Linked DNA regions of Mus musculus: all the other regions are linked to region 3. The links are chromatin loops, found by intact Hi-C in ENCODE. Cell type or tissue: left cerebral cortex. All regions are shown on one strand. Region 1 overlaps Ctps2 (cytidine 5'-triphosphate synthase 2). Region 2 overlaps Ctps2 (cytidine 5'-triphosphate synthase 2). Region 3 holds the start of Grpr (gastrin releasing peptide receptor).

What was found. Peaks named below come from ENCODE experiments on the same cell type or tissue, not always from the same donor. Only the 100,000 strongest peaks of a DNase experiment are listed, where the experiment ranks them.
Region 1: it touches region 3 in a loop (6-fold over the local background); 4 of 42 quality-filtered maps call a loop at or near these places.
Region 2: a loop joins it to region 3, with 4 times the contacts of the local background. A loop is called at or near these places in 3 of 42 quality-filtered maps.

Annotation. Positions count from the first base shown.
Region 1 is chrX:162,946,695-162,954,694 of GRCm38, reverse strand. The region is part of intron 13 of Ctps2 (cytidine 5'-triphosphate synthase 2); the gene reads right to left. Among named protein-coding and RNA genes, the nearest start is that of S100g, 14 kb to the left of the region's middle. In left cerebral cortex, CTCF peaks have their summits at 4,708 (motif pointing left) and 7,771 (motif pointing left); a DNase peak (open chromatin) is centred at 4,702.
Region 2 is chrX:162,965,985-162,973,984 of GRCm38, reverse strand. All of the region lies in intron 13 of Ctps2 (cytidine 5'-triphosphate synthase 2), which reads right to left. Among named protein-coding and RNA genes, the nearest start is that of S100g, 5.4 kb to the right of the region's middle. In left cerebral cortex, no CTCF peak of the experiment used is centred here; a DNase peak (open chromatin) is centred at 4,217.
Region 3 is chrX:163,546,760-163,554,759 of GRCm38, reverse strand. Grpr (gastrin releasing peptide receptor) reads left to right here and starts at 5,024. Exons shown (of 3, transcript NM_008177.3): 1 at 5,024-5,878. The coding sequence starts at 5,463. In left cerebral cortex, a CTCF peak has its summit at 4,848 (motif pointing right); DNase peaks (open chromatin) are centred at 4,891 and 7,492.

The sequences.
Region 1 (8,000 bases), 600 kb after region 3:
TAATTGGAACACAGCCACACTCAACTACAATCTCAGCACTTGAGAGATGGAGCCAGGAGGATCAGGAATTCAGGGTCTTCCTTGGCTGAGTACGGAATTTAAGGCCAGCCAAAGATGCATGAGACCCCTATCTCAAAAAACAAATTGAAACCTGTTAAAGAGAGTAGGTCTTAAATTTTTTTTTTTTTTTTTTTTTGGTTTTTCGAGACAGGGTTTCTCTGTGTATCCCTGGCTGTCCTGGAACTCACTTTGTAGACCAGGCTGGCCTTGAACTCAGAAATCTGCCTGCCTCTGCCTCCCAAATGCTGGGATTAAAGACGTGCACCACCACGCCCAGCCTTAAATGCTTTTACCAAGCTCACTGAACTACATGGCTAGTAGATGCTGGTGTGATTTTAGTAATCATTTCATAATGTATATATACACCAAAGCTCACTTTGTACATGTTAAATACATACAATTTTCTATGTTCATTTTTAAAAAGGACCATTTTTCTTCCAGTCATGATGGCCCCTGCCTAAGGCATCTTTTCCTGTGCCCTCCCCCCACCACCCCTTTACAGAGTCTGCTGTCTGAAATGGGCCAGTGCAATTTGGAGTGAGCACCCATTAGTGAGTTTCAAGAGTAATCCATAATGATAACAATAAATGACCGACTCCATGAATGCTTTAAAGCTAATGTATTTGTCAGGCTTTTGTACCTTGAGCTCAGTGGGAAATACCTTAGAAATAAGTATTTCAACCACTTGATTTTTTAAATAGAAATGACTGAATGGTAGTGGGAGGAGATACTTGGGGAAGGGCACTGTTTGGAAGGCTGTCCACTTTAGAGTCCTAAATGCAGCATTGCAAATGAACAACCAACACAATTCCACTTGCAAGCAACCCGGGGATTTGAGAGACCAGGATATGAGAGACCGGTGTATTCATTACTTTTCTTGTTGTGACAACATGTTGGACAAAAGCAACTTAAGGAAGAAGGCAGGGGAGGAGGGTTTGGCTCACAGTTTGAGAGCATCATGAAGAAGGTAAAGAAGATAGGCTGAGAAGGAGGCTAACGCTGTGGTGCCAGTGTGAGGTCCATGTTCTAAAAGCAAATCAATTGCCCAAGTAATATAAGTTGCCCAGAAGGTTACGCTGGGGTAGATTGTCTGGTGGTTGTTTACTTGTTCGTTTGACAGAGTCTCATGCAGCCCAAGCCAACTTCAAACTCCTGATTCTCCTGTCTCTACCTCCCAGGTGCTAGGATCATGGGGTTATGGTCTTTGGGGAGATTTGTTATTGGTTTGGCTCTTTGGAGTCTTGATCTTGTTTTTACTTTAAAAAAAAACTCTTAATTTGCATAGCATCAAATGCTGTTGAAAAATAAGTCAAAGGAAAATACCTCAAACAGGGCTTCAACTGAAGGTAGAAAAAAAATGTAATGCATTCATTATGTTTAATGCATAACATAAATTACCCTTCATAGGAATCAGCTTTTAACTGTAACTATTTCACGAATCAGATGTCAAATTATTTTTAACTCTGAAAATTCCTAGTTTAGAAAGAGATAAATGAAGGCATAACTATGATAAAGAACTCCAATCAGAATATTATCAACTACAACTCTCTCAAATGTCCATTTGCATCTTGTTAAAACATTTCTAGCCATCGCATGAGTGGTTCAGTAGTAGAATTCTAACCTGGGGCTGGACAGATGGTGCAGCAGTTAAGAACAGTTGCTGCTCTTGCAATAGATCCACGTTCAGTTCCCAGCACCCACATGGCTGTTCACCATTATCTGTAACTCCAGTTTCAGGGGATCTAATACCCTCTTCTAGCCTCCCAGGGCACCAGGCCGACCCATTGTGTAGAGATACACATGCAGTCCAGACACTAGCACCCATAAAATAATAAACTAATTTCTAGGAAAAACACTTCTAATCTCCCACTTTTCTTTCAATTTGTAAAATATGTATATTCCTGTATATCTGTATCTATGGCATGTGTAGGAACCCACAGAGGACAGACAGAAGAGATAGTTACATTTCCTAGAGCTGGCATTAACAGGCCATGTCTAATATGGTGCTGGAAATGAAATTTGGGTCCTCTGGAAGAGCAGGAAGCACTACTGAGCCATCTCTGCAGGTCCTTCCTCACCTCCTTTTACTAATACCACCATCTGAGTGTCCATATACGTCTTGAAGGCAACACATGCATTCTGTTTTCATGTTATATTTTACATGAATTCACATTTTTGTTTTTTAATGATATTTTACTACATTGTGTGTGTGTGTGTGTGTGTGTGTGTGTGTGTGTGTGTGTGTGGTGGCATGTGCCACAGTGATTATGGGTATCAAAGAGCAGCTTCCAAGAACCTGTTCTCTCCTTCCACTATGTGGCTTCTAGGAATCAAACGGATCATCATGGTTTGGGGCAAGTGGTTTTGCCTGCTACACTATCTCCCTTGCTATTCTGGTTTTGTTTGCTTATGTTTGGTTTTGTCTTGTTTGGAGGCAGGGTCTCACTATATGATGGAGGACAGCCTAGAACATACTCTACAGGCCTCCAACTCACTATCCCTTTGACTCAGCATGATTCCAATGATGCCATCATGGCTAGATTATTTTTCTCCACTGATTTAAAAGCTAAAAAAAAAAAAAAAAAAAAAACAACAACAACAAGGAAAAGCAGAGCCTCCAGTGGGAGCCGAGATCCAGAATCCCGAATCTGAGTTTGTATGGAGAGCTGACAGTTTTATGTTGGGGGTTTTCTTTCTCAGAATTGCCTAGTTTGGGCTATTATGGAAGATTGGATAATCCAAAGTGTGGGAAGCCACATGTGCCGTTGCAGAGTGGTGCTGGCTACCACTGGCCACTGCCCATGATTATGGGTAAACAACCAATGTGCGCATGTGCATAAGAGGTTTTTGCCGAGTCACTGCCTGGCCCGACGCAGATTAATGAGGTACTGGTAGCATAACCAATCAGGTATGGACATGTCACTCCTAGGCCTATGTAAGCAGCACCATTTCTGGGCTCAGGGTCTTTCGCTTATGCAGTCAATGCTCTCCCAATAAACGTGTGCAGAAGGATCCTATTGTGGCGTCGTTCTTGCTGGTGAGTCGGGCGCTCACACCAAAGAAAAGAAAGCTGACTGGTTCCCACCATATAAAGCCCCAACCTCTCCCAGGAAGTTTGCGAGTCCCACCAAAAAGGCTACCAAGTCTTTGTCTTGTAGAGGAAAAAGAACCAAGAAGTCAGCCATCTTAAATGTTTAAGTGAAAAGGACATTAATTTACTTAAAGCTCCTTTTCCTGTCTGTTTTCCTGTCAGGGAGCTCTCTGATACCTAGTCCCTCAGACTGATAACAGTTAGAATGAAAGTCAGCTATGTTCCCAAGAAGCCTCCTCTAAATGCAGCTGAGACGACTTTAAAGCAGAAAAGAGACCAGAGTTGCTACAGATCCAGAAGTCTTCTGCAACCCTACAAAGTGTTCTATTAGCTCTTGTAGATAAATCAAGGAAATAACATGATTATAACAAAATTGTGTTCTCTTTCCTGGGTACTACTCTTAGACTCAGCATATACTGTAGAAGAATACACTTTACATATGCCTGTTAACGAATCTATTCCGAATAATCATCTCTCTGACAATTTTGGAAGCAACCATAACACTTCTCATGCATTCCAACAAGGTAGGGAGGTCATGACAACCAATGAAATGAAACAGACTGTAGCAGCGGACATATCGTAAGAGAGGCTCCTGATTTCCAACATGTTTACTTTCTTTAGCTGGAAGAGCAAGAATGGCCATGCCCACTAAGTATTTGCTACCCACCCAAGTAAAGTCACTCCTCAGGCATTGTGCTCTTGGCTGCATTATGATTCCATCCCCCCCTTTAATAAGACTTTCAGCCATCAGCACAACTGCTGGTTCTTAAGGCTATTTTTCTCCGGCAAAGTGATCTCAGCACATAAAGACATTCAATAGCAATTAGGTTTTATTGTTCTCATCTCACTTATGTGTATAGGAGCCATTGAAATGTAAAATGCACACATCCTCTGACTTGGCAATTTCCCTTCTATGGATTCATCCCACAGATGTGCTTATGTGTGGATACAGAACATATTTGTACACAGAGGTCAAAATGTAAAGTGATTTCAGGCTACAAAAAGAAAGCATACAGCCTAAATACAAGACTATAAACAATTCAATAAGTGCAGTAAATCCTCTCATGTCCATGGTACACACAGCGAGACAAGCCATCAAAGGTAATAATAGGTGATCAATACAAAGTAGGAACAGTGTCTCAAAGATGCTAGCTAAAGTGGCTGTGGGTGTTGCCCAGTGGTTAGTGCACATGGTGTCTTGAGTTACCATTCATTGCATTGCTTGCCCCTCCCACAAAAGAGTATATGTCCATCCACATATATGGATAGGTATACACACACACACACACACACACACACACACATGCACATACAGGCACACACAGCATGCATGCATTCCTGAACTAATAACAGCACAAAATAAAGGTAGTTGCCTCTGTGGAAGAGAAGTAAAGCAAACTGAGACAAATGAAATCCTTTGATGCGTTTTTCTGTAGACTTAACTTTTTTACCCTGTGTGTCAATTATTCTTTCATGTACACACACATACAGTGTTAAAAGCTGTCATCCAAGACTTAACCTCGACAAAGCTGTCTAATAGCGGCACCTACTGGCAAAATCCCTTCTTAGCTCAAAGTAGCACCTCAAAAAGAAAAGCCATCATTTTCCTGGCAGCACCACTACAGCTATTACTCAGGAAATACATTTCTATTAAAGCCTCCTAAGGATTTTTTTTTTTTTGCTGCTATGAGACCTTCTGAGCATGAGGCTTAAAAGTACCATCTGGCTGGGAAGTGACGGTTCATTATGGTTTGAATTGAAAGCTATAAAACGGCATGAATATTTCTATATCCTTCCATGAGGTAATCTCCAGCACATAGTACCAAGTTAAGAAAAAAAAAAAACAAATCAGGAAAACATGAGAAAAATGTACTATGGTGCATATTAAAAGGGTAGGAGTTACAGATGAACAAACACATTTGTTTATATTTTTAATTAATTTTAAGATTTATTTTTATCTATGTATATGAATCTTTTGCCTGCATGTATATAAGTGTACCATGTCTATGCAGTGCCCACAAAGGCCAAAGGAGAGGTCAGATCCCCCTGGAACTGGAGTTATAGGTGGTTGTGAGCTGCTTTGTAAATGCTGGGAACTGAACCCAGGTCCTCTGCAAGAACAGGTGCTCTTAACTGCTGAATCATCTCTACAGACCCTATTTACATTATTTAAAATGGAAAGATCGGGCTAACAAGATGGCCTAGTGAATAAGGATGCTTGGCACCAAGCTAATAATCAGAATTCTACCCCCAAGACTTATATGGTGAAAGGAGAGAACCAAATCCCATGAAAGTTGTCTCTACTACAGCACGCACATGAACTGGGACACATACACACCCACATAAAATGTTTACACCACAGATTCCTGATGTCTGTGTGTTTGAACACTTGTTCCCCAGCTATGGTGCTGTTTAGGAAAGCAGAGGACAAGAGGTTTAGTTGGCAGATGGATGTTGGACTGTTTAAGATGGAATGCGGGTTAATAGGCCAGCTCTGCTTGGCACTTGTTATTGTCTGCCTACAGTGTAAGACAACATCATGCTCCCACCAACATGAAAAAGAACTAGTCCCACCCACCACATCTATCATGATGGTGTGTGTGTGTGTGTGTGTGTGTGTGTGTGTGTGTGTGTGTGTGTAATTCAAATTAAACCATTCAAGGCTCAGAAGTAGTTAACTCGGTTGAGTGTTCCCTAGCATTCACAAAGCCCTGGGGTTCCATCCCCAACACTACATAAAGGAGAAATAAGGGTACATACCTGGAGTCCCAGTACTTGGGAGGTAACAGCAAAAGAATCAGAATCCTTGGTTATATGAGACACTGTCTTAATTTTAAAAACAAACAAACCAACACTCCTCCCTTAAGCTACTACAGTGGGGATTGCTCACATCAGAGAGATAAGAAAAAGTAAGGCGTATAAAGGAATAAGAATGGTACACATTTTTGTTTTTGAAACAGGACCCTGGTTGTTCTGGAGCTCACTATGTAGATCAGGCTAGCCTCAAGTCACAGCTATCCGCCTGCCTCACCTCTGTCTCCCAAGTACTGAGATTAAAAGCATGTGCCACCACACCCGGCCTGCACCATACATTCTTAACTGCTGAGCCTTCATTTAAGCCCAAAGTCAATTGTTCTTAATGGAGACAGTTCTACCCGTGCCCTTCTACCAAGGGACATTGGCTACTCTCTGGAGGGAATTTTAGTGTCATAATTAAGGACAGAACTAGTGGCATCTAGCACCTCACACATGAGAAAATAATAATAATAATAAATTAAAAATCATCTATCCCTTACAACTGAACACTTATAATACAAAGAGCCCAACTAAAATAGACCAGGAATGTAAATAGACATTTTTCCAAAGAAGGAGCAAAAGTAGCCATTCCATACATGAAAGATATCCAACAGTTATTAGCAATGGGGTAGGGTGGGGTGCAAATCAAAGCCCAGAAGAGATGCCACTTCACTTCCACTACAGTTGCTGTGAGGTCAGACACAAACAGTAACAAGTGCTCCAGAGAACGCAGAGACTGAGGCCCTCACTCACAGGATGCTGGTGTGTATGTTGCTGCCCCTTTGGCAAACAGTCTGGTGGCTCTTTACTAGACTAAGCATAGTTATCACATGACCCAGGAATTCCACTCCTAGGTGAAATGAAAACATGTTCCTACCAAAGCAAAAAGCAAAAGCAAAAAACCAAAAACCAAATAAAAAACTCACCCATACATGATTGTTCACAGAAACATTATTAACAATAGAGAAAAAGTAAGAGCAACCCAAATGTCCATCAGTAGATGAACAGATCGAAAAAAAGCACATATCATCACAAAAGAACAGTAATTAACCATAATAAGAAATTAATTAGGAGCAGACCATGGGTGCAAACTCCGCAGCCAGTCCCACAACACCCAGAGGAAGCTCCACTCCCAGGCGCTCTAAGGCACCCAGGATCATAGGATCTGAGGTAAGGAGGGTACAACATCTGCCCCAACACCATGAGGAGTAACTGGGACCAGTGGGATCCAGGGACACAGGAACCCCACCCAACCAGCAACACGGGTTCCTTCCAGTCTGGGCCAGAGCCCTGAGCAGACCTTGGGCCTGAACTCTGCAGCCAGTCCCACAACACCCAGGGGAAGCTCCACTCCCAGGCACCCTAACATGCCCAGGATCCCAGGATCTCAGGGGCTTGCTCACACCAGGATCTCAGAGTCCCAGAGGCAGCTTGACTCCCAGGAGCTCTGACACACCCAGGATCTCAGGATCCCAGGATCCCAGAATCACAGGATCACAGAGACAGTTGGACTCTGAGAAGTTTTGACACAACCAGGGTCACAGGAAGGACAGGCTCCAGTCAGACATAGCAAGAGCAGGGAGCAGTAACGAGAACCAGACAGCAGGAGGCAAGCTTAAGAACATAAGCAACAGAAACCAAGGTTACTTGGCATCATCAGAACCCAATTCTCCCACCATAGCAAATCTTGGATACACCATCACACTGGAAAAGCAAGACTTGGATCTAGAATCACTTCTCATGATGGTGATAGATGACATTAAGAAGGACATAAGAGCACTGACTGTTCTTCCAAAGGTCCAAATCCCAGCAACCACATGGTGGCTCACAACCATCCTTAACGAGATCTGACGCCCTCTTCTGGGCATCATATGTACTTACATATAATAAATCTTAAAAAAAAAGGACATAACCCCCTTAAAGAAATGCAGGAGAACACAGGTAAACAGGTAGAAGCCCTTAAAGAGGAAACACAAAAATCCCTTAAAGAATTACAGGAAAACACAATAAAACAGGCGAAGGAAAGGAACAAAACCATCCAAGATCTAAAAAT
Region 2 (8,000 bases), 580 kb after region 3:
TTCTTCACAGGCTATCTGTCAAGTCCCACTGACTACCCCCTCCAGACCACCTTGTCCTAGATGAAACTCTTATAAACTCGGGGATCTCTGCTCGGCTGTCCCACATCACGGAGCCACAGCCTCTGTCTGCGGCCCTGCGGAAGACCTTGCCTCCTCACTGGCCTTCTCTCAGCTGTCTGATGCATGCCTCTGTGTGAGTAGGGCAGTTGTAGCTTTTCCTTATCAGTGTCTTTCCAGATAGTGGAAACGAACTGAAGGGAGAAGCTGAGTGAGTAAATGAATGAATGAATGAATGAATGAGTCCCAAGGAAATAATTTCAGATCTGTCTTCTGGGTCACCCCACTAAAACTCAGAAAGAAGATGCTTATGAATAGCTTCTGCTCTCGTTAACCTGGCGATTCCTTTTCCCCAGTTCTATTTATAATGATTCAGTGTTTTATGTCATGGAGTTTGGGGGGATTGGTTTGACTTTAGAGGGGTTGGTTTTTGTTTTTTTGGGTTTGGGGGGTGGTAAGACAGGGTCTCACTATATAGTTCTGGCTGTCCTGGAACTCACTATGTAGAATGGGCTAGATTGAGCTCACAGCTGTGCCTCCTGAATGCTGGTACTAAAGGCCTGTTCAACCACAATCAGCAATGTTGGGTGTTTAAGTTGTTAGATCAGAGTACAGTTGGGTAAGTTGACCTATTCTAACAGATTGCTCAGGTTCCTCACAGACAATCCCATACGTGCCCCAAACACACACACACACACACACACACACACACACACACACACACACACAAGCACAGTGTCACATACAGCTCTAAAGGAGCCTTTGACATCTGGAATGTCTTAAAGGAAGAATTTCTAAGAAAATATCTGACCTCATCAGTGCCTCCAGAAAATGTTTGGAGCCATCTGAACCCCAGAACCCAAGTAAGCTCCAAGAAGCACTGAGGGGAAGGACTGGAGGAAACTGGATTATACCTCTAGTGGGAAGGAGTACTTAATTCTGAATTGCCCTTAACTCTTAGCATGTCTCCCTCTCTTCTTTGGCTGGTTAATGAGGGTTAGATGAAGTGTTACTCAAGGGAAGTGAGAAAAGGCAGCCTCCAGTTTAGGAAGCCAAACCTCTTCTAAATTGCCTGGCCCTTCGTGGGTTTTCTAGGAAAAGGCAGGGAAGTTCACAAGAACTGCCACAGTACATGCTCTATGTATATTCCGACCCTCAGTTTCCATTTAAGTTCCACTCAAGTTCCAACTACAGTGATAAACTCCTCTGGTTTCTTGTCAGAGGTACTTTACGATTCTTCAGGCAATTCACCCTAATTTATCCAACTTCAATTTATCTCTGAAGGTAAATTGCTTCAGTTGTCAGTGACTATGGTAATCAAGGAATATATTGTTCTGAACTATTGAGAATAGAGTAAAATTAACTAATTAAGAACGAGATGGGACAGTGCTAGAGAGATAGCTCCGCAATTAAGAGCATGGCTGCTCTTGTAGAGGATCCAGGTTCTGTTCCTAACACCCACATGGTAGCTCACAGACATCCTTGCTTCCAGTACCAGGAGATCCGATGGCTTCTTCTGCCTTCTGCAGGTATCAGACATGCATGTGGTGCAGATCCATACATAGAGGCAAAACAATCAGACATATGAAATATAAATAAATAATTTTTTAGGAAAGGGTCAGGTGCAGTGGCACATGTTCTTTTTTTAAAAAAGGAAAGAAAGAGAGAATTTTAAAAGGGGGAGAGGAAGCCTACATAATAAGGCTATCTCTAAATTTTAAAAAAGTTAAGAAAGAAGAAAGTTTAAAGGTACGTAGGTAGGTAGGTAGATAGATAGATAGATAGATAGATAGATAGATAGATAGATAGATTGATAGATAGAACTTAACTAACTTGCCTTTATGTTCATCATTAGATATGAAACTGAAAGTACCTCCAGACCCAAAAAAATCATTTCCAAAACTGAAGTGTAAGAGTGAGGATGGAGAGGAAGCAACGACACTGGCCACCAAAGACTATTAAGTATTCCTTCCACACCAAAGGAAATTTGAAAATTCTTGAAAGAGCAATGTGATAGCAATGATCTAGAAACCCTGAAGCTAGAGACTAGGAGAAGGGAGTAGAGTTGAGGGTATCAAAGAAAGGGCTGAAGGTTGCTGACTTTTTCATTATGTGCAGCAGAGCACTCAATCAATTAACTAGTTAATTAAAAATAAGAACAAACAAAAATGTGCTAGCTAGAAGAGACTGGGAGGAGAAACATGGGGAGGTTAGGGAGATTTGGGTTGGATATTATCAAGATGCATTGTATGTTTGAAACTATCAAAGAATTCTTTTCCTTCTTTTTTGCTTTTCATTTGTTGGTTTGGTTTGGTTTGGTTTGGTCTGGTTTGGCTTAGAGAGGGTTGGTTTGTAGGTTGTTTTGTTTTGTTTTTCAAGACAGGGTTTCTCTGTGTACCCCTTGAATGTCCTAGAACTCACTCTGTAGACCAAGCTCAGAGATTTGCCTGCCTCCTGCCTCCTGAGTGGCGAAAAAGCATGCACCACCACTGCCAGCCCACAGAATAAACTTTAAAAAACACTTCAAAGAAGAAGTGCTAGCTAACAGAGGAGTCAATGGAGAAGAAAGATGTTGAAGATGAAAGAGTAAGGGATAACCAGACAGTGGCGGCACATGCCTTTAATCCCAGCACTTGGGAGGCAGAGGCAGGTGGATAGATTCCTGAGTTTGAGGCCAGCCTGGTCTACAGAGTGAGTTTCAAGACAGCCAGGGCTATACAGAGAAACTGTCTCGAGAAAGGAAGAAAGAAAGAAAGAGAGAGAGAGAGAGAGAGAGGGGGGGGGGGGGGAGGGAGAGAAAACCAAGTGCCAAGTCTAAATAACACCCAGAGCAGCAGGGAAAAAAGAAAGTATAAAGAGAGGCTGCAAAGAGTCACTAGGGAGGAAGGCATCAGGAGAGGCCTCTCTGGGCCTGGTTCAGAAGGCCTCATCCAGAGACACATGATATCAGAATGATGTCAGCTGGGAGCAAGCATGCAGGAGCCACTCTAGAAGCAGAAGGCTGGGGAAGTATGGACAGAGAACACAGTGACTTGGTCCTCAGACAACATGACAAGCTCTAAAGATGGTAGCTGGGGCCCTAAGATGTAGTTCAGTTGGTAAAGCACTTGCCTAGCATGCAGGATTCCCTGGGTTTGAGCCTCAGCGCCACATAAAATGGGGCATTGGCTGCACTACACAGCAAGTTCAAGACTCACCAGAGCTACATGAGACCTTGCCTCAAAAAAAGATAACATGGTGAGGATGACAAAAGGGGGTGGAGGAGGGAGATGACTAGTGATGAGGGCCGCTCCAGTTATACAAGCAACCTAATTAGGTAACAAACAGAACCAAAAATCCTAAGAGGCAAAAGGAACACTGTTTGAAAGCATGCTAATTTTATTACTGTCAAGTGGTTAGTAAACCTTAAGCGCCTTTATATTTATCCCCAGCATTTCCAAAATACTACCGTTTTTGCTTCTGAAAGGAAAAGGCTTCTTCCTTTGCAAAAACCATTGCTATAGAACACGATGGCTGCCATCTGATCCCCGCATTCTGTCCTTTCTTGGAACAGAGCCATACAGGCTACAAACAAAAATTATTTAAAAAAAAAAGATCAATAAATTATAAAGCTGTTGGAAATGCAAAAGCACTGCACAAGGATAAATATGGCACTCATTAACCTTGACTAAAGTATTCTGCAACCCCGATAAAAGTGTAATGAGTTCAAGTCCTTCAGTGTCCCAGGAAACCTGAAACCAAGTGTATGGAGGTCTGAGTCTCTTATCAATGAGGAAATTCCTTAATGGCAGGGTTTATGGGGCCTACCTAACTGCATCTTGGGAACTAGTTTCGTGTCTGAATATTTCACTTGGAGAAAACAGGAACACCTACCCCCTAGAAGACCCTTCCCACCCCCCTCCTCTGCTTCTTTTAAAGGTACATTTATTTATAGTGTGGTTTTGTGTGTGGGTGCTTGTGTGCCAGCGCATGTGTGTGAAGGTCAGAGAACAACTTTCAGTAGTTGGTTCTCTCCTTCCACCACGTAACGCCAGGGACAGAACTCAGGCGATCAGGCTTGGCGGCAAGCATCTTGATCTTGCTGAGCCATTTCGTCAGCCCTTCTCTTTTGTTGTTGTTCTCCTTTTTCCAGGACTAGAGTATCACACACAGTAGGCAAACACCCTGCCTCTGAGCTACATCCCAGCCCTACTTCTCGTGATTTTCCCAGACTTGCTTATGTGTTCCTCAAGTGTTCTGTACGAAGCTTCCCCAATCTGTTCTTGTCCTACTGCCCACTGGGTGTTTTGGAGGGAGACAGTCTTTTTTTTTTTTTTTTAAGCCATACTATGATTTGGATTCTTTAACAGTCATGTTGAAGACATGCATGTAAATGTGAACCAGCTTTACATCATAGTATGTTACCTAACAGACACTGACTTGCTACTTGCTCCAGCAGCTTCTGTCACTGCAAATCCAAGTGGAACCCTCCCAAGTGGCCCTCTGCTCTCACATCACGCATGACCCCTAGCTAGCTGGACACTCCTGATGGTTCAAACCTGTACTTTCTACCTAAGCTACTTTAAGTCCAGGCTCCTCCACTCCTCACTCCCCCACCACACTGCTATACACAGAGCACTTCTTCATTCCATTCCTAAAGAGACCTGCTCCCTACCTCAGCACACACACACACACACACACACACACACACACACACACACACCCATCATTCAGGGGCATCCTCCAATTGCCCTATAATCAATACATTCTCCTCACCAAATCAATCGCCTATATATTGTTAATTCATTTCCCATACCTCTCCAAGGACGTCCACATTCTAGTTCTTAGAACCTAAGGACCTCTGACCTTTTGTGACCTAAGAGTTTACAAATGTGCTTATGTTAAAGTTCCTGGGATGAGGGAGTCGGGCTTTCTTGCTGTGTCACGACAGAAGCCAGAGAGAAGAGAGCTGGGATGAGCTCCTCGCTTCTCAGGAATTCACTCTGTCATGGATGTTTATTCTGGGTTCTGAGTGTGAACCCACATAATCATGTGGGACCCTGACAGAGGAAGGAAGGACAGAATCAGAGGTGAAAAAGCAAACATTACAGACAGACTGGAAGATGTTAAGCTCCTGGCTTTCAGGATAGAGGGTGTACCCGTGAACAAGCAGCCTCTAGATGCTATAAAATAAAATAAAATAAAATAAAATAAAATAAAATAAAATAAAATAAGCAGTCTCTCCTGTAACTTCAGAAGGAACACAGCCTGTCGACCCACTTTAAACTTCTGACCTACAAGACCAAAAGGGAGTAAGTTTGTGATGTTTCCAGGTACTGCCTAAGAACTTATTAAAGCAGCAACAGGAATCTGGTACTGTCCTGTTTGTCCATCGATAGACCAAAGGGAACACTATCTCTTTCATAGTGTCGTTACAATGATTTCGGGAGGCTGTAGGATTTGAGTGGCCATAGTTTTAAAAGAAAGCAAAACAAAAGCCCTGATTCAGTACTGGCTCCCACGCAGAGGCCTCTGGGAACTCAGAACCGAAGACTAGCGCAGGCAGTAGATGCACACCCCAGGCAAAGTGCAAAAGAAAGTCAAAGTAGAAAGGAAAGCTGGAAGTAGAAAAGAAAAGGAACTCTGATGGCCAGGGAGGACAGGCACCAAGTAAAAGCCAAGTAAGGGAGACAAGTATGCTGTCAATTTTAGGGACAACTAAAATTATCCTTTTACATAACTTCCTTAGAAAGGATGAGTTCAGGGTCTTTTACATCTCAAAGTCAAAGATAACATAGCATTTTGCACCCACTTTGTTTTGTGCGGACTTGGTTATGAATAATACTCATACAACTAGAAATTAAAAAGAAAACAAAACATTTTAAAGACAAGGTCTCATGTGGTCCAGGTTGGCCTCAAACTTCTTATATGTAGCAGAGGAAGACCTTAAACTTCTGATTCCCCTTCCTCCACCTCCCAAGTGCCACGATTGCAGGCGTGCACCACCATGTCAAGTTTATGGGGTGCTGGGGATAAGACTCAGGGCTTCATGCATGTTAAGCAAGCACTCTGCCAACTGAACTACATACCACACAAAAAGGATTTTTTTTTCTTCATGCATTCCATGTTATTGATTCTTGAGCAGAAAACGTGGCCACAGAAGGCACAGATGCCCAGAGCACTTGGTCTTCCCGAGGGAGAAAAAACCTGAAGTCTGTCCAAAGACCGAGCGTCTCAGTTTTTCCATTACCAATCTTGTACCTGTCATTCTTTCCCATTCTGTCATTTCAAAACACACTCTTTGGAACACACCCTGCCTTTATGGCATGTTTCCATAGCCTGTTAGTTAATGTTTCATGGGACTATTAGTGGATTTCGTGTTTCTAACTGCCGGGTTACCCTCGTGCTTTTGAGTGCAAAGATAAAGAGAACAATAAGCCTCGAGAGATAACCACTAGAGGAGACAAGCATGCAAAAGAATGAGGAGAATCACAGTGTGTTTTTCAAGTTCCGTTGGCACTTGCTACAAGCCTGAGTTCTGACAGGCAGCACTGGGCCACTTTAAGCAGAGGTCTTCCCTTGAAATGAACAATGTGGGGCCTAAATGACGGCTGGCCTGTACTATTTTAACACTGATCCTTTGAATGTGTGTATTATGCATTTTTATATTTCTACACATCATATATGGTACATGATATGACTTGAGAATGTTATATAAGACATATCATATAATTTCATATTTGGATTAGATACAGTTTTAAATCACTTTTCAATATAGGCACACAAAAAAATATGATACCAACTCTCCTCGGTTTTAGCTCCAAAATGATCATTTAAGAAAAGACAATAGTTTAATGTGATATTTCCACAACTGAGGAGATTGAAATATAGGCTATGGTAACAGATGGAGGTTATATAGAAAAAAGTTCTTGTCCGTAGGAATCCAAGGAGATATTTGCAGGGAAACCAGTGAAATTCCACAACTTATTCTCAAATGATTTATGAGGAGGAAAAACCAAGGTGGAAATTTTCCCATGTAAAGGCTCTAATCAAACGGTGCCCTTGTGTGTTATTCTTGCCACTTCACTTTAGATGTAAAACAAAACAAAAAACCTTAAAGATGTTAAAGTAAGGCCATCAGTCCAGACGACGAAGATACGAGGACCAGGAAGGAGTCCAAAGGTAGCCTGGAAAACACTGTGACTTGGACTAAACAAAGAGATTCCATCTCAAAAACCAAACCAACAGCAACCCAAAAAAGATGTTGGAGGAAAAACTATGATTAGTCACCAAAACTCACTTCCTCCCAGGAGACTAGAACTTACATGTAAAACAAAGAAACAAACCAACCAAAATACTGGACAATTTTTAAAACCCTTTTTAAAACATTGCCCAAATCAGAGTCCTATTGTATAAAATCATCAACTAAAACCCATGCCTGTTAGACATGGTAGCACACACCTGTGATCCCAGCACTGCTGAGGTGGAGGCAGAGGGATCAGGAATTCAAAGTCATTCTTAGCCAGACTGGGCCATATGAGAGACCTGGTCTGTAAAAATAAACAAATAAATATAGAGTTTGGAGATATAATTCAGTGCATATGCACAAAGATCTGAATTTGGATCCCAACACGCATGCCAGGCCTGGCTGTACGGGTGCCTGTGAGGCCAGCACTATGAGAGAGGGGACCAGATAGGTGGTTTTACTGGGCTTTCTGGCCACCAATCAAGCTCAGGTTCCATTCGAGACCCTATCTCAAGGGAATAAGGTATAAGACTGATAGTGCAGGACACCTGATATCCTATAGATCTGTATACACATGTATGTACATGTATATACCACACACACACAAAAGACAGACCTACCTGCCTACTGACAGACTGACCTAAAGTGCCACTAACTCTAACGGGTTGGTTAATACAGAAAGTCTGTACTCGAGTCAGATAAATTACAATAAAACAGC
Region 3 (8,000 bases):
TTATATTCATTTCAGGACCCTTCCCATAGACTACGACTGCCCACACTTAGGGTGGGCCTTCCCATATCAATGAACCCAATCACAAAAATCCAAGGTGATACTGAGCCCATCAAGTCAACAATCAAGGTCATCCATCACACGTAACAAGAACAGGTAGACTTAAAAGCCACAACATTGGACATTCCTTTAACTTTGAGGTGGGTTAAGAATGTGGTTTTCCTCTTCAGGCTTTCTCTGACCATCGGCATCTGTTTCTGCATCTTTGTAGGGCTCAAACTGACACTTGACTCTTTGAGAACACACCCCTCATCTTCCACGGAAGTTTCTCGGCCCATGAAAAGTCAAGAGTATTGAGAACAGAAAAGGGAACTTGAAACAATCCCAGCATTGCAGGATCTGGATAGACTCATCTGCCTTGTCTGTTCCTGCTGCAGCACTAAAATTTGACATCTCTGATTCTTTTCAAGCAAGAGTTACTGCAGTCCTCTACACAGCTCCTCCCTTCTGTTGTCACAGGTCTCACATGGAAACCATGTCCAGTGCCCACCAACCCTCAGCACATCACCTTGGCATCAAAGCTGAATGTCACTCTACTCCTGACTCTTTCATCCTATCTTTGGACTATTTGGCATTCGGCATTCTGGCTCTCAGTTCTCTTCATTACTTACCTCTCTGTCTTCATCTCTCATTTCCAGTGACTCCTTTGTTCCTATAGTGAATTCAGTTTGCACACAAGAGTAGGCTCAGAATTTCCCTCTGGAGTAACTTCCATCATGTCCTTGATTTTTTATTCTCAGAGTGATATCCCTAAAAGAAAGGAAAAGAAATCACCATCCTTATGGGTGAACTGGCACAGACTGTGATTATCAGAACTCAGAAGGTAGAGGCAGGTGGATCTTTGAGATTAGAGTCCTGCCCCTGGGTATACTGACGTAGCATAAGACACTGGAACAACTCTCAACCATTATCAGGGATATGAAGAAGCCCCGGTGCAGTAGTTTACTTTCTTGTCTATTTGTTGTGTAGTCTGGAACTCTTGATCCTCCTGCCTAAGACTCCTATGTATTAGGACTACAGACTCACATTACCACACTGAGCTGCAAGGCTGCAGTGGTTCTTAGTTAAATTTGAGGTGGTCCAGTTGCTGGTTTCAGACTGAGCATGAGCTTCTAGTCTCTCCTATCCCCATATACCTAGTTTCCTATTCCTATTCTGCCTTTTTAACCATTGTTCCCAGACATTCTTGATGCCTACAATGTTCCTGTATCGTACACTTTTAACTTGCATATGACTTTCCTGGACATCTTGTTACAGCGAAGATTAGTTCTTCTAAATGCAACTTATTAGGACTAGAGTAGTGCCTAGGATTCTGCCTTTCTAACGTTGTTTTTATTTACTTAATTTTGTATGTGTGTGAGCATGAACAGGCATTACATGCCACACAGCATGGAGGTCAGAGGACAACTCTCTGGAGTCAGTTCTCTCCTGCCACCTTGTGGGGTTCACGGTTTGAAGTCCGGTTGCTAGGCCTAAGCAAATGCCTCTACAGGTTGAGCAACACCACTTGCCCATGATTCTATATTTCTAGTAAATCCTGAGGCCATGCTGCTTGCTTAAGGATTTACTCTTGGGTAACATGAACCCATAGCAGTAATCTAAATTCTTATACATGTTCCTTTCCTTCCTCCCTCATCAGAAGGGGCAGAACATGGACTGTCATGCTGACATGATCCCTATAGCCTATGCTGTTTGCCTCGTTAGCCCCCAGTGTATCCCCTAGAGACCTAATGAGAAAGAATCATAATTGGGTTCTGGGTCCTGTCATTGAAGATTTAAAGTTAGTAATATAGGGTAGGACCTCAGAAGTTGTATTTTTATGAAGCACCCCTGACAATCTTGCTAATTTAAGAGCATATTTTTGTCAATTATGTATATGTGTATATCTCTGTGTGGGTACATGTTTGTCAGTGCAGATACTTGGAGAGGCCAGAGACATTGGATTGCCCTTAGAGCTGGAGTTTGTGGGATGTGGCTGCTGGGAACTGAAACCAGGTCCTTTTGAAGAGTAGTATACACTCTTAACCTCTGAACCATCTTTCTAGGACCACCTTTTCTTTTCTTTTTTTCTTTTTTTTTATTAGGTATTTTCTTCATTTACATTTCCAATGCTATCCCAAAAGTCCCCCATACCCTCCCACCCACTCCCCTACCCACCCACTCCCACTTCTTGGCCCTGGCGTTCCCCTGTACTGAGGCATATAAAGTTTGCAAGACCGATGGGCCTCTCTTTCCAATGATGGCTGACTAGGCCAACTTCTGATACATATGCAGCTAGAGACACGAGCTCCGGGGGGTACTGGTTAGTTCATATTTGTTGTTCCACCTATAGGGTTGCAGACCCCTTTAGCTCCTTGGGTACTTTCTCTAGCTCCTCCATTGGGGGCCCTGTGATCCATCCAATAGTTGACTGTGAGCATCCACTTCTGTGTTTGCTAGGCCCCAGCATAGCTCTTTTTTTTTTTTTTAAGATTTGTGTCTTATAGGCTAATGCCAGCCTGAAATCTTAAATAAAAATCTTCCCCAATGGATCCAATGTCCTTAATTTTATTTTGGTCTCTCTCTGTCTCTGTTTCTCTCTCTCCCTCCTCTCTCTCCCTCCTTTCCTTCTCTACTCCTCCCTTACCCTCGCTCTATCTCTCTTTGTTCTGGACACAGTCACTGTAACTAATTTATCTTAGTGATATATATATATATATGTATATATATATATTAATATAGCTAATAGTAGATGTCAAGCCTCAATATACATTCACTTTTAAACTACCATTAGAACATTTCTATATGGCTGTAGAAGGCACAATGCTAATGGCAGCTTTGATAAATCAACACCTGTCCACATCTGCTTAACATACATGGGAAGAAACACTAGTAGCCTAATTGGACTTAAGAAGCAAGACTGACTCAGCACACGGATGAACAGATGGGGAGATATAATGCCCACAGGTCCTCTTTGTGTACCCAGACTCTAGAGGCAGAACTTCATAGCAACAACAAGGGATTCAGCACTGTCTCATCCAATTTGCCTCCAGCTGTGTTTCATGTTGTACTCTCTGCACCCTGTTTCTGCTAATTTGGGTGACCTTTATAAAGGGGCTTATAGTGTTTCTCTTGCTCAATGCTACCCTGCTTCCTTTGTGCCACGAAGCATGTGCTGCGTTTTCTCTGTTCAAAAGCCCTAGCCCGCACCTAGGAAATCTTCAATGTCAGGTGTTACATTTTCTTTGGGGGGGCGGGGGTGGAGGCAGTAAACTTCATTCTAGAAAGGGAATGGATCTAACGTGTGATCACCTCAATCAGTGCCGCTCTCTAGCTTCTTACATATGTAGTACATGGCAGCTATACATTCCTCTTAAGTAAACAGAGGAATTGATGATTCACTGGTGTGTGTGGAACTCCTGTCTATTGATTTGAGATCAATCAGTCTTCTGAGCTGTTCCCAAGCAAATCTTTTCCCTTCAATCCCCAAATGGTGATCATGGTAATAGTGGTAAGTAGCTAAAATTAATCAAATGGAATAAATACTATACAGTCTTACCAGGGATGGTTTTTTATTGAATTTCATAAATTATCCCTGCTCTACAAATAAAGAACTTGAACCTGAAGATGTGTGCCCAAGCAATGTGCCAAGGTAATAAATGGGTGGGTCTGTCAGGACTGAAGCTCATGTCCTGTATCAATAAGTTGTACTTCTAGCAACTGATTGACACCACTAGACTCATGTTTATTGGCTCAATCCTGGCAGTGCTGGACTCCACTAAGAAACCCTTCTACCTGCAAGCATGTAGCATCATCAATCTTCTGACTGCTGCCTACAAGGACTCTTTCATGTTACCAAAAGGGCACCACAGTCACCTGGCCATCAAATGCTGCAAAGGTACATGGCAATGCCTTTGGAAGCTTTCTGGGTGGGCCCTGACATGGTATCAAGCAGTTTTCTTTATTTATTATGGGTCCTGAAATATGAGCCTTTCCCTAGCACTGTCTGTTATTAACTAGCTTTCTGACACATATCAAAAAGGACCGGCTCAATAGATACCATAAAGGTATAGCCTTATGATGTACTTGTTAGTGCTAGCAAAAGGTCAAGTCTCATTCTGATAGCATTTTAATAGAGTATTTCTCAGCACTCCTTTGACCATAACTCATTTCTTTCACTAGCTCCCCACCCCCTCTGTCTCTTGTTTCCTGTTTCTTGAGAGAATCTACAACCGTTGTATACTTCGGAGGAAATTGACAGCTTGCCAAAAATGCAAAAAGCTACACCAAAAAGCCAGCTCATATGATTTTTAGATCAAAAGAAAATAATGCGCTTTAAATTTGGTTTGAAAAAGATCATCCATTGATCTATGTGTGCTGAGCCTGCAGCTGGCTCCATAGTCAGAGGCTTGGGAAGTTTTCAAGAAAGAGCACATGTGCACCGTACTTCTGGTTTTCCTGAAGTCTGTTGCTGTAGGTTTAAGGTGTGAGTCCGTGCATGCAGTTCTCCGTAGCAGTCCCTATTCCGAGGGAACTAACTGGGACAGCTCACACACAGACCTAGATGTCCCATTTTAATACATTAGTAAAGATTAGAAACAGGAGGGTCCTGAGTCACATCTGAACTCATGGAGATAGTATCAGAGATATTCCCAGACTTTGCAGCGAACAGCATTTATTAAATGCCTGCTATTAGGTGCTCCCAGCTTAAATGAAAAGGCAAAGGTATCTATCTATTAAGCCACTTAGGAGTTGTGATCTGCTGCCTGATTCTCATTTGAAGAAAGCAGGCAGCTGGGCAGTGATTGAAGCGTCCAGCAGGGGGCTGGCATTCGCTGTCTATACATGGTCCTGGCTCCACTTCAGAGCGGCAGCTCAGGAGAGCTGCCGTTTGCTAGGGAAGCCAGTGACGTCCAAAGCATCCTGCCTATAGGATTGGAGGCTTTCTTGGTGCAGTTTTTTTCTACCCACTTTAAACCTTCAGGTTCTACAAATCAGGGAAGACGGGAAATGCTGTGTGAAAATAGCAATCCAAAAGTTCTTAGTAAACTGCAGCCAGAGAGACTCAGTCTAGGATGGAGGTAGGAAGAGCTGAGACAAAGTGGGCTTAATTCTAAGCTTTTCTTCAGGCTGAGTTTCTGTTGCTTGTTAACTTAGTGAATGTACAGATGTATTGCTTGCTGGTGGTGTGAAGGCTGGGACAGAACCAACATCAACAAACTGAGCTAGAGTTTGGAATACCAGTGTGTGTGTGTGTGTGTGTGTGTGTGTGTGTGTGTGTGTGTGAATTCAGAGTGTTTTAAAGAGAGATCAAGAGGCTCACACAGATCAGCGAGCCTAACTGACAAACCTTCAGCGCCTAACTGAAAAACCCAGAAGTTACAAAGCAGCATCTTGAAGGCGCATTTGAAGAGAGAAGCTTTGAGATGGCTCCAAATAATTGTTCCCACCTGAACTTGGACGTGGACCCTTTCCTGTCCTGCAACGACACCTTCAATCAAAGTCTGAGTCCCCCCAAGATGGACAACTGGTTTCACCCGGGCTTCATCTATGTCATCCCTGCAGTTTATGGGCTTATCATCGTGATAGGTCTTATTGGCAACATCACGCTCATCAAGATCTTCTGCACGGTCAAGTCCATGCGAAACGTGCCAAACCTGTTCATCTCTAGCCTGGCTTTGGGAGACCTGCTGCTGCTGGTGACATGCGCCCCTGTGGATGCCAGCAAGTACCTGGCTGACAGGTGGCTATTTGGCAGAATTGGCTGCAAACTGATCCCCTTTATACAACTTACTTCAGTGGGGGTGTCTGTCTTCACACTTACGGCACTGTCAGCTGACAGGTAAGTACTCATTGGAAGTTATATCCTCTCTTGGGGTGGCGGACCACTCAGTGAATCACATGAGAGAGCTGTCTACCCTAAAGGGAACTTTTACTCAAACTCACAATCCCTTCCAGGCATGGTTTTGTTCTGAAAATTACTTCTGGAGTTTGGCATATTAGTTTAAGAAAAGAAAAATGAGAGAATGGTGGAGACCCGAGGAGACAAATGAGAATTAAATCTCTAAGCCTGAGACTGAGGGGCATTTTTTTTCTGAAGAAAAATCATTGCCTTTCCCTGTCTTCTCCTTCTCTGAAAAATTAATTGAACAGTGAGAAGGACAATCCTACCCTACAGTTTCAACCTCAGGCTAGTGTTTTTTAGAAGCAATTCAGAATCCTTCAGAAAATAGAGAAGTTCCCACTGACCCTCTGTAAAATCTCCTTTGAGAAAGAACAACAACAACAACAAAGGCTCCATTTCTCTGAATTTTGTCTTCCTTGGACAGTCTTAACTTTTCTTACAGTTCATTTTTAGGTATGACTGAACAGAACAGTTGTGTGTGAATTTTTCCAAGTCTCCCTTCAATGACTTTAAATATGTTTGCTCCCTTTTGCCCAGCTAAGCGAGTTCAAGGTTGACTGTCCTTCTATGTACAATATCTTTGTATCTTGGTGAGGCTGAGTGTCTTCTGTTATTCTGAAAAATGCACATCTGGAAAACACACATGTGATTATACACACACACATATATATATATTTCAAACCTGTATTTGTCAAATATCTATATCTACCATGTTAAAAAGAAAAAGAAAACTCATGCTTGAACAGGCAAGTAAAGATATATGTGAAGGATATTCACACATGTTGTTGATTGTATCTTATGTTCTGAAGAATGAACACAGAAATGATTAGACTACTAGATACAATATGTTGTATCTAGTATCTAGCTAAATTTCTAAATTAAGAAAAAAAAACCCAGGTTTATTGGACCAGAGGTTATACATTGTTATCTTTAAGTCAACTATATGGTGTATGTTAAAAATACATAGGACCAGAGTGTATACTGGAAAAAGTATAGCTGCAATTCTGTAAAGTTTAGAATCTGAAGTAGAGGGCCTCTCCTTTACTACTTGTGGTGCTTGAGTCTCCTGCTATAAAAGAACAAAGCGTCCTCAGGTGAGCTGGCCTTCACAAGTAATGGACAAATAAAGCCAGTGTTATCAGTATTTGTGGCCATGTGTTTAACTTAAGCTATTTAAAGTACACTGCTCAGCACTGATGATATTCTCAGAGCCTGAAAAGTAATGGTCCAGAAATGAGGTTATCGTGTGGACCAGACAGGGTTTCTCCACACACCCTCATCTTGCTTGCACCCTGCCTATTTACCTTTAAGGTACTAATGACCACAGACACTTTCTGTGTTCACTCAGGGCCAGCAAACTTCAGGGCTGGCAAAAGCTCTAAGGTTGGTTCCCACTGGTGGAGGGCACGTCAGGCTGAGCATAATTTTCTTGATAGGAAGAAGAGATTTGGGTTTCCGGGCTGGTGAATGCAGTGGTCCAGATGGTGTTTACTGTCTCCTCGGGGAGGCGAACAGCATGGAAAGGGAGGGCATGAAATGGAAAACTGCAGCTGCAGGGACCCTCTTCCTGGAGTTTCAGACCAGACTGAGCTTGCCATCAGCAGTCAGGAACAGCTCTGTGCAAAGCTGAGTTGAATGCCACTGCAGCTGCAGTGTGTCCTCACTAACTTTTTGTAATTGGCCTTGCCTGGCAAGGGCTGATGGATCACTGGAATGACAGGTGCATCACACTAGCTTCAATGAGAATAGATGCCTGACCAGTTCGATAATACAAAACTTGTACTTTTCTATTTATCTTATGTTGAAAAGCTACAAGATTCTTACAACAGCTTTATGGGCTTGGCAATGTAACTGTGGATTCTATACTTAACAATGTGTCATCTATGAACATAGTAAAAAGAGTAAGTTAACAGCTCATCATTTTTACATAATGTCTATGTAACCACGTGATTATAATATTGAGGATATGAAGGAGTCCCAATGCCTTGCCCATTTCCATTTAATATTCCTAAAGAAAGGCAACTGTTACCTGACATTACCTATTGAAATTCTTGAACAT